Linked DNA regions of Homo sapiens: region 1 is linked to region 2. The links are chromatin contacts, found by Hi-C or POLR2A ChIA-PET in ENCODE. All regions are on one chromosome and are shown on one strand. The core of a region is the stretch at or near the end of the contact, and the rest is flanking DNA. Distances in the headings are between cores, read along the strand shown. Region 1 overlaps LOC124906091 (a long non-coding RNA gene). Region 2 has its middle 50 kb from the start of TLK1.

The links. A loop is a pair of places that touch in the nucleus more often than their neighbours do. ChIA-PET counts read pairs that join two places held with the same protein, here RNA polymerase II (POLR2A). Pooled maps may share reads with other maps.
Region 1: a loop to region 2 is called in a pooled map, with 4 times the contacts of the local background. The contact joins two enhancer-like sites. A Hi-C loop is called at or near these places in 1 of 168 maps with a recorded cell type or tissue (posterior vena cava) and 7 of 50 pooled maps. POLR2A ChIA-PET finds 5 or more read pairs at or near these places in 3 of 52 experiments (IMR-90, K562 and T-cell).

The regions. Positions count from the first base shown.
Region 1 is chr2:170,970,684-170,975,264 of GRCh38, forward strand. It overlaps LOC124906091 (a long non-coding RNA gene), which reads left to right. Exons shown (of 3, transcript XR_007087293.1): 3 at 2,285-2,838. Among named protein-coding and RNA genes, the nearest start is that of GORASP2, 44 kb to the left of the region's middle. RefSeq lists silencers at 2,793-3,102, 3,243-3,492. Within about 2 kb of position 2,853, at least 26 of the 41 ENCODE cell types and tissues checked have a DNase peak (open chromatin) inside an H3K27ac peak, as active enhancers do.
Region 2 is chr2:171,208,868-171,213,599 of GRCh38, forward strand. It overlaps a transcript of TLK1 not described here. Among named protein-coding and RNA genes, the nearest start is that of TLK1, 50 kb to the left of the region's middle. Within about 2 kb of position 2,109, at least 6 of the 41 ENCODE cell types and tissues checked have a DNase peak (open chromatin) inside an H3K27ac peak, as active enhancers do.

The DNA.
Region 1 (4,581 bases), core at 1,603-4,102, 240 kb before region 2:
AGTTTGCAGAGCCCTGTGTTATCCTGGTAGTAACACAGCTGAGTCTGGGGAGAGGGGAGGGATAGCTGGGAAACTGAGGTTTCCTTACAGTCAGCGGGGCCAGAACCCGTGGGGACCCAGGATTAGGAAACAAGGTCCTTCACGGATTTCATTATTTAGGATCCAATGAATCGTGTGGAATGGGCACTAAGGTTAGCAAAATTTGAAGTAGTTGCTTAGACTGTAAACCTGATGGAGAAAATGTCCCTGGACAATGACTGGGACAGTAACAGCAATTTGAGTTTCACTAGTCTCTTTTCCTAAAGCCATATTCTGGGTCCCCAACCCATTGATCATTTACCTTAACAACCAACTCTATTGGAATTGATCATTCTCTTTTCCAGAGACCAAGGGTTGTGAATAAGAGTTCATGAATCCCTGACTGGCTTTCTTGCCGTCCACTCTCCATGGCCTTGCTTCCTGGGGAGGGGCCTGTTTGCCCAGCTCTGCCCAGGCTGGCCTGGTTTGAGACCCATACTAAGAAGTCTGCCTGAGGTTCAGGGCAAGCCTCTTCCAGAAGCACTTGAATTATGGTGGCTGGGGGTGGGGTTACAGGAACTTCTCATTTCTTCTCATAAACTTGCATATTGCCAGAATTTTTAAAACCACAATTACTTTTTATTATTTTATTTTACTTTTTTTTTTTTTTGAGATGGAGTCTTGCTCTGTCACCCAGGCTGGAGTGGAGTGGCGCAATCTCGGCTCACTGCAACCTCCCAGGTTCAAGCAATTCTCCTGTCTCAGCCTCCTGAGTAGCTGGGCTTACAGGCATGTGCCACCACGCCCGGCTCATTTTTGTATTTTTAGTAGAGATGGGGTTTCACCATGCTGGTCAAGCTGGTCTTGAACCCCTGACCTCAGGTGATTCACCTGCCTCGGCCTCCCAAAGTGCTGGCATTACAGGCGTGAGCCACCGCGCCAGGCTTCGAATTGCTTTTTTTTGTTTGTTTGTTTGTGTTTTTTTTGAGACGGAGTCTCGCTCTGTCGCCCAGGCTGGAGTACAGTGGCACTATCTCTGCTCACTGCAAGCGCTGCCTGCTGGCTTGACGCCATTCTCCTGCCTCAGCCTCCCAAGTAGCTGGGACTACAGGCGCCCGCCACCACGCCCGTCTAATTTTTTGTATTTTTAGTAGAGACGGGGGTTTCATCGTGTGAGCCAGGATGGTCCCGATCTCCTGACCTCGTGATCCATCCGCTTTGGCCTCCCAAAGTGCTGGGGTTACAGGCGTGAGCCACCGCACCCGGCCTGAATTACTTTTTAATCACTAACAACAATGGGGTTATTTTGATCTAGGGGGTGTGGATGAATGGGAGACTTACAGAGCCAGAAAAAGCCCTGTTCCGGGCCAGGCGCGGTGGCTCACGCCTGGAGTCCCAGCACTTTGGGAGGCCGAGGCAGGCGGATCACGAGGTCGGGAGATCGAGACCATCCTGGTCAACATGGTGAAACCCCGTCTACTAAAAATACAAAAATTGGGCGTGGTGGCAGGTGCCTGTAGTCCCAGCTACTTGGGAGGCTGAGGCAGGAGAATGGCTTGAACCTGGGAGGCGGAGGTTGCAGTGAGCCGACATCATGCCACCGTACTCCAGCCTGGCGACAGAGCGAGTCTCTGTCTCAAAAAAAAAAAAAAAAAAAAACCTTGTTCCATCTCTTCTGAAGCCTTTCATTTCAGTCTGTCCAGGACGGCCGCTGCTGCAGGGCCGGGGAAGCTTTTTCCCCAAGCAGCGTCATGACTGGTCAGACTAAGGGAGCTCTCTGCTAACAACCCCCAACACTGTCCCTAGATTAGAATTATCCATGAAATTTCCCTGAATAGACTTGCACTGTGACTGATTTGCAATGCTGTGTTGTGTTTGTAAATCAGTTTGGCCAGAACCGTGTAGCTCAGACAGCTATGCTGAAAGAGCCCAGAAACACAATGGCAAGAATCCATGTTGTACCCAGGCGCTGTTTTGGCTTCTAGAGCTCTGGAAACAGTGTTAGCGTCAGGTAGTGAAGTATGCATGGTTCCAACACGTTCACTCGAGATCAGTGGCTAAACAACCTGTGTGCTTCTCGGTGGTGAGGAACAGAACTGCTAGAGGAGCCTCATAAAATCAAGAAGAAACAGATGCCTGTTGTATGAGTCCAGGAGCTCAAAGCTCATTCCGATTTTAATAAACAGTTACTTGCCTTTGTCTCTGTCAAGGTTTTGTTTTTAAAGGGCATGAAACTTTAGAGACTAATTCATTTCCCCAAATTCAGATCTCTCTTAGGTAAGCAGTACAACCTGAGAAAAGAGGACAACCCTCTGGGATCTTTGGCACCGTGACGCTGCCATATTCCAGGAGAGGACAGGTGAGGGTTCGCTGTGGCTGAATCGGAAGGAGACAGAAGAAGCAGGGACGAGCCACCGGGCAGGCCTCAGGACAGGCTTAGGTTCTGAACTTGATCCCATGGACTGGTGTTACCCAGAGTGAAGAAAACTGTCTTTCCTCCTTTAATACCTATATATTTTATTTTAGCACGTATTGGGGAAAAAATAATAGTTGCATTGGATATGGCTAATTTTACGAATTAACTTCAGTGAAAAAAGGGAATGGTTTTAAAGAGAAGTGATGGGTGAGTTCTTGAGTTAATTCCCTCAGGGGAAGCAGGTGCGCCTGGAGAGCTCAAACCGAGGCCCCTGCTTCACAGGCGGGCGGGCTTTGGGGTAGGAGCTGAATCCACGTAGGTCTGCCCGGTCCCACGCCTCAGTTCTGTCCCCACGCGGCAGGTTCCTGGAACGACATTCACCTTTGTTCAGGAACTCCGGTCTTACCGCCGCCCACGTGGAGTGGGATCCGAGCCAAGGGGGCCTCCCGAGCGGGGACTACAGTGCGCGCCACGGGCCACCAGGTGGCGCCGGGAGCCTGGGAAAGCCGCGCCCCGCCAGCGGCCGCGGGGTCTCCGGGCCGCCCTCGCAGGGCCCCTGGGCGGGGCCGGGGCGTCGCGGTGGGGCGCTTTCCGTTCTTTGGAAGAAGGGCTCTGGTCCCCCGCTTTCTTTCCATCTCAGACCCAGTGCGGAAACGTGGGGGATGAGCCTGGGCGCCTTCACCAAACGGAACCCCCTTTAATCTGATGTGAAGGCAAATCTCTCCACCGGGGGACCCGTTGGGTGCGGCGGAGACACCCTTCGGTGGCTGAGAAACCCTCAGACGCCGTGGAAGCACCAGGGGTCTGAGCGCCCAGTGCGGGAGGTGCGGGGCCGGCTTCCCTCCCCGGGGCTGGAGCCTTCAGGAGCGCCGCCCCCACCCGGCTTCCTCCGAGGGCAGTGCTGGACTCTGGCCTGGCCCCTGGCCGGCCGCTGCCCTTGGCCTCGTCCAACCCACACCCGCGGGGCGGAGGCTCCTGCTGTGCACAAGCCCGGGGCGCCGGGGTGGGGCGGCTGGGTCTGGGCCCAGGTGTCCCGAATCCAAAAGCATCCCACTGCGCTGCCTGTAAATTAGCGATTTCGGATCTAGTGATGAGCAGAGGGGACAGAATAGCCCAGAGGCCGGGTAACTAACATGTGCGGGATCAAGGAAGGCGTTCGTGGGCAGCTACTATTAGGGCTTTGAAGAATGCATAGAGGTTCTCTTAGGTGGTCAAAGTGGAAGGAAGAGGTTCTCTTAGGCAGAGGGAACAGCGTCTGCAAGGACACACAGGAATGTGGCACGTGGTGTGTCCCGGAACTACAAACAGCTCTGGTTGCTGGAATGTGAAAAGTCAAGTATGGAGTGGTAGCAGTTGCCACAGAAGGGGGAGCGGGGCCAGATCGCCGAAGGCCTTGAATGCCATGCTCAGGGGCTTAGACTGCACTGCCCTGGGGAGTTTATAAGGGGGATGGATGTTTTTTGTTCTTGGCAGTGAAGTACCCAGGGAGCTTGCCCCTTACATAGGTCAGTGGTCTGAAAAACCTCCTTTTTGGCAAGCAGGGGCCTTTCGTGAAAGAAAAAAAAAATCATATGGCACATAGATTCAAAAGCCAGGCCAGTGTGGAGCTGCCGGCAGTTTCCCTGTGAGCAGGAGGGAAAGGCGGGGCATCCCTGAGAAAGGAGCCATAGTCATCCCAGCCGGATGGCGTGGGAGAAATCTCAGGAGTCCATTATCCCCAAACACTAAAGTCCAGCAAAGTGCTGTGCCACATGTCATCCCCCACCCTCCACCTGCCTGCTGTAGTTGTGGCTGGAGGAGTAACTCACATTTTCCCTGGTCTTGTAGCAGACTGGGAAGAACCAAAAGCTGAATAGGGTGAGAGCATCCTCTTTCTTCTTCAGCTCTTTAGCCAAAGGACTCTTTCAATCCTGAGCTCGGAAAAGCAACCATGGACCAGCACTTCTCAACCCTGGTGGCTTTGAAAAACACTGTTGCCTATGGATCAGGGACAGCATTGTGGAGATCCTCCCTCTCAATTCCTTCATTTTATAGATGAAAACAGTGAAATCCAGAAAGGTTAAATGTCTCTCCAACAAGCATACGGCTAGGGGGTGGTAGAGCTGGGTCTATACCTAGTACCCAGGTGGAAATCGGATCCAGGGATT
Region 2 (4,732 bases), core at 859-3,358:
CAATTCCACTTCTAGGAATTTATCTTAGCAATACATCTGTACTTGTAGGAAATGACATGTATGAGTTTATTCTTTGCCCCTCTGTTTGCAACAGAAGAAAAATTAGAGACAACCTTGTATAGAAGACACTGGTTAAGTAAACCATGGTTCAGCTACACAATTGTATATTTTCTGGCTATAGGAGAGAATGGGGAAGCTCTTTATGTACTGATAATGGAGAAGCTTCAGAAATATGTTGCTTTTTAGAAAAAGTAAGGTGCAGCACAGCGTAAATAGTGTGTTCCCTTTGTGTAAGAAAGTAGGGGAAATAAGAGCATGTATTTGCATTTGCTTTTATTTGCATAAGGAAACATTGGAAGAATACACAAGAAACTAATAAAAGGGGTTACTTATATGGAACAGGGGTGGGATGGAAGTATTTATCTTTTTATATTGTTTTGATTTTGAACCATATGAATGTTTTTCTTATTCAAAAAATTAAGTTTAAGTTAGGACTGCTAAATAAATTATTAGGTATCTATGTGATAGAATGCTAGATAGCGATGAAAATTTATATTGTAAGTGTTTAAATATACACAGAAATGTTCAAATATATATTGGGTAAGAAAAGCAGGTTATAAGAAAGTAATATATACTCCTATAACCTAAGAAATTATATTTATTTCTTTAGTATAGTTTACAAAATCTGACGCAGTAATGTGTCCTTTTGTAAGTCTATTTGTTGAAGTCCTAATTCCCATATCTCATAATGTGACTGTATTTGAAGATATGATCTTTAAGGAGGTAATTATAATGAGTTACAGTGAGGTCATTAGGTGAGCCCTAATCCAATATGCCTGGAGTCCTTATAAGAAGAGGAAATTTGGACACAGAATATGTACGAAGTGAAGACCATATGAAGACAGAGAGAAAACGGTCATCTACAAGCCAAGAAGAGAGATCTTGAAAGAAACTAACCTTGCCTACACCTTGGTCTTGGACTTCTAGCCTCCAGAATTGAAAGAAAATAAATTTTTGTCATTTCAGCTACCCAATCCATGAAACTTTGTTACCGCAGCCCTAGCAAACTAATGACAATACTGATACACATTCTCAAAATTTCCAGGAGCTTGTAGGCACAGGCAGTGTATGGGAATGCCTGTTTTGTACCTCCTATTAGCTAATCAGGTAAATCAAAATACAGTGTCATGTCTTCATTTATGTTTATTTACATTTTCCTTATGTTAAAAAGTTGTATTACTGTTCTGAATTTGAATGTCATTATAGTACCATGATCAGCCAAGCAACTGATTATTTTTAGATGAATAGAGCTGAACTGGAATGTGGCAACCAAGGTGTGTATTATAGCGGCCCCTCTGAAAGAGAAATAAGGTTATAATGCCACTCACACCTTCACGTTCTTTTTTTATTATTTTTTTTTTTTATAGGAGACAAGGGTTTCACTATGTTGCCTAGGCTAGAATGCGGCTATAGGAGAGAATGAACTCCTGGGCTCAAGCAATCCTCCTGAGTAGCTGGGACTACAGGCACATACCACCACACCCAGCCATGGTCAGTATCTTCCCTTTAAGTGTAATAGCCCTGGCTGGGGCTGCTCCCCACCAAGACCACATCTAGGCAAGTATTTGCGAAAGAAAAGAATTTCGATTTCAGACGTAATCAGAAAAATCTCTGACTAGTATATCCAATTAATACATCCAATGGGCTAAGCACCACAGTAAACAAAAACAATGCCCTGTGCAAAAACAAAGTCAAACAAAACAAACACACAAACAAACACCCAGTCTTAATGTTCACGGACACTTCGGACTCTGACTTTTTTGCATTGTATTGCAACATCCTTATATCTGAACCACCTAGAGACTAAACTAAACTAGGACAATTTACAAGGGAGAATTTGCCGGCTAATTAAATTAGGGCAAGGTTAATTCATTGAGAGAATGCCGTGAAATGTTGAGAAGAAATCTAGGAACTGATAACAGGATCTAGGCTTCTCTGACTGTTACCAGGAGGGAGAAGGGAAGCTGCATTTGAAGCTGAATATATCCAGGAGGCTGAGAGAGTAACTTCAGCCAGCAGGTATATACAGCCGGATGTGCCAGGGACAGCAGTCATAAGCAGCCAGCCCAGAAGGCACTTCTTCAGATATGTCCACATTATCTCCTATGATCTTTGCGGTGACATCCTTTGGGCACATGAAAACCTTACTTTTGGTTGATTTCTCTGCTTCCTGCCCCATGTTACATTCTTAGATACTAAAAAGCACTCTGAAGACAGATGCTCAACAATTCAGAGACCTCGAATCCTACAAGAATGTTAGTGCCTGTAACACAGTTTACATTGCTGTAGAGCCTTTCATGCGACAAAAATTTAAACAAGCATTGTTTTATTACTTACTTTTACTGGCTCCCTTTCTATAACCGGTTTGGGTTGTAGGAAGCCTTTTGGTTTTCACCACGAATTATATCAAACCGTTTGTCACGGTAAGTTCACTTCCTCTTTCTTTTCTTGTGTAGTTGAACTCACCTAAGATGCATGGCTTACCCTATACTTATTTAATACACCAGAAATATAATATACAAAGATACTTCATTGAGGTGCATACAAAAGTGTAATTGTTCAATGCTATTTTGCACAGACTACACTCAGTCATAAATGTATCTAGTGATATCTGAGTTAAATGGATGCTTTTTTTTTTTGAGATTAGAGTCTTGCGCTGTCGCCCAGGCTGGAGTGCAATGGCGCGATGTTGGTTCACTGCAGCATCCGCCTCCCGGGTTCAAGTGGTTCTCCTGCCTCAGCCCCCTGAATAGCTGGGATTACAGGCGCACCCCACCACGCCAGGCTAATTTTTGTATTTTTAGTAGAGATGGAGTTTCACCATGTTGGTCAGACTGGTCTCGAACTCCTGACCTCGTGATCCACCCGCCTCGGCCTCCCAAAGTGCTGGGATTACAGGCGTGAGCCACTGTGCCCGGCCTCTTTTTTTTTTTTTCAAGACAGAGTCTCACTCTGTCACCCAGGCTGGAGTGCAGTGGTGCAATCTCGGCTCACTGCAACCGCTGCCTCCTGGGTTCAAGCGATTCTCCTGCCTCAGTCACCCGAGTAGCTGGAATTACAGGCATGCACCACTACGCCCAGCTAATTTTTTGTACTTTGGTAGAGACAGGGTTTCACCATTTTGGCCAGGCTGGTCTCGAACTCCTGACTTCAGGTGATCCACCTACCTCCCAAAGTGCTGGGATTACAGGCGTGAGCCACCATGCCTGGCCTCCTCTCGTTTTAAAGCTTGTCTAACAAGCCTTTCCGGACCTCCAGAAATCAATTAACATCTGCATAAGCTCAGCCTGGCCACTCCAGCAGCTGTTTTATCATAGAGAAACATTCCTGGCTCCCCTGCCCCCACCCTCACCCCTTGCCGCCCCCTCCTTCACCTCCCCCACCGCCCCCAAGCTTCACTCCCTGTTATGCTGCCTTTTTGCAACTTTAACCTGACACCCCCAATTTTCCCAACATCTGTTCAGTTGATGTTATCTTTATATCTGGTAATAGGTCCTTGATGTTTGATTTCATTATACCTTTGCCTGGGTAAATAAACATGTTCCCCCTAAGGAAATAAGGGACATCATTTTAGACGTCCTTTATCAATGTCAGTGGAGTCTAAGGGAAAAGGATTTGGAACCAGGAGATAGAAGACTTCAGTTCCAGCACCGGCTCCTTTTAAAACTGGTTGTGTGACTTCGGAAAAGAAATTTAAGTCCTTTCTACCTCTAGCATGTAATTTCTTAACTGTAAAAAAAATTATAAACCCACTCTGTCCTCATAATTTTTATCATCAAAGGACATTTATTAAATGCCTACTTAGTGATGAGAGCTTGCATTTGGGGTAAGGCAGGCAGTCAGAGCCCCTGTTAATCAGGGGTCTTTAGCAAGATATTTGAGCTTCCTATGATTGTACACAGCATTTTAGTTTTAGTGCTCTGTGCACATGAAGAAATAAGAGGAAAACAGCAAAAAGCGTTTTGTTTTTTTTTAAAAAAAACAAGCAAAATGTATTTAACATGAAAAAACTTGTTTTATCCTAATTTCATATCTGATCTACATCTTTGCTATGAAAAAAGTCATCTCCTTTATGAAATTATGGCCAGAGTAGACATTACTTTGTAAAATTGTCCTTCTTACCAAAGTGAAAAGTTATAAAGCCTTTTCTAAAAAAATTTTTTTTTAGAAAAAATATTTTTATCTCCAAAAGGTTTTGCTAATGGGTGAATTCCAAGTCTGGCTCCGCTAGACTACAGGGCTCTATATCAGGCCATATCTTTCTTTTTCTTTTCTTTTCTTTTCTTTTTTTTTTTGAGACAGGGTCTTTTGCCCAGGCTGGAGTACAGTGGCATGACAATCATGGCTCACTGCAGCCTCGACCTCCTGGGCTCGGGTGATCCTCCCAACCTCAGCCTGCCAGGTAGCTGGGACTACAGGCATGCACCACCGTGCCCAGCTAATTTATGTATTTTTTGTAGAGACAGTGTTTCACAGTATTGCCCAGGTGGATCTTGAATTCCTGGGCTCAAGCAGTCCTCTCACCTCGACCTCCCAAAGTGCCAGGATTACAGCTATGAGCCACCATGCCAGGCCTATATCTTTTTTTTAAAAAAAAAAATTTATTTTAGTTTGGGCCCGGTGGCTCATTCCTATAATCCCAACACTTTGGGAGGCTGAGGCGGGAGGGCAA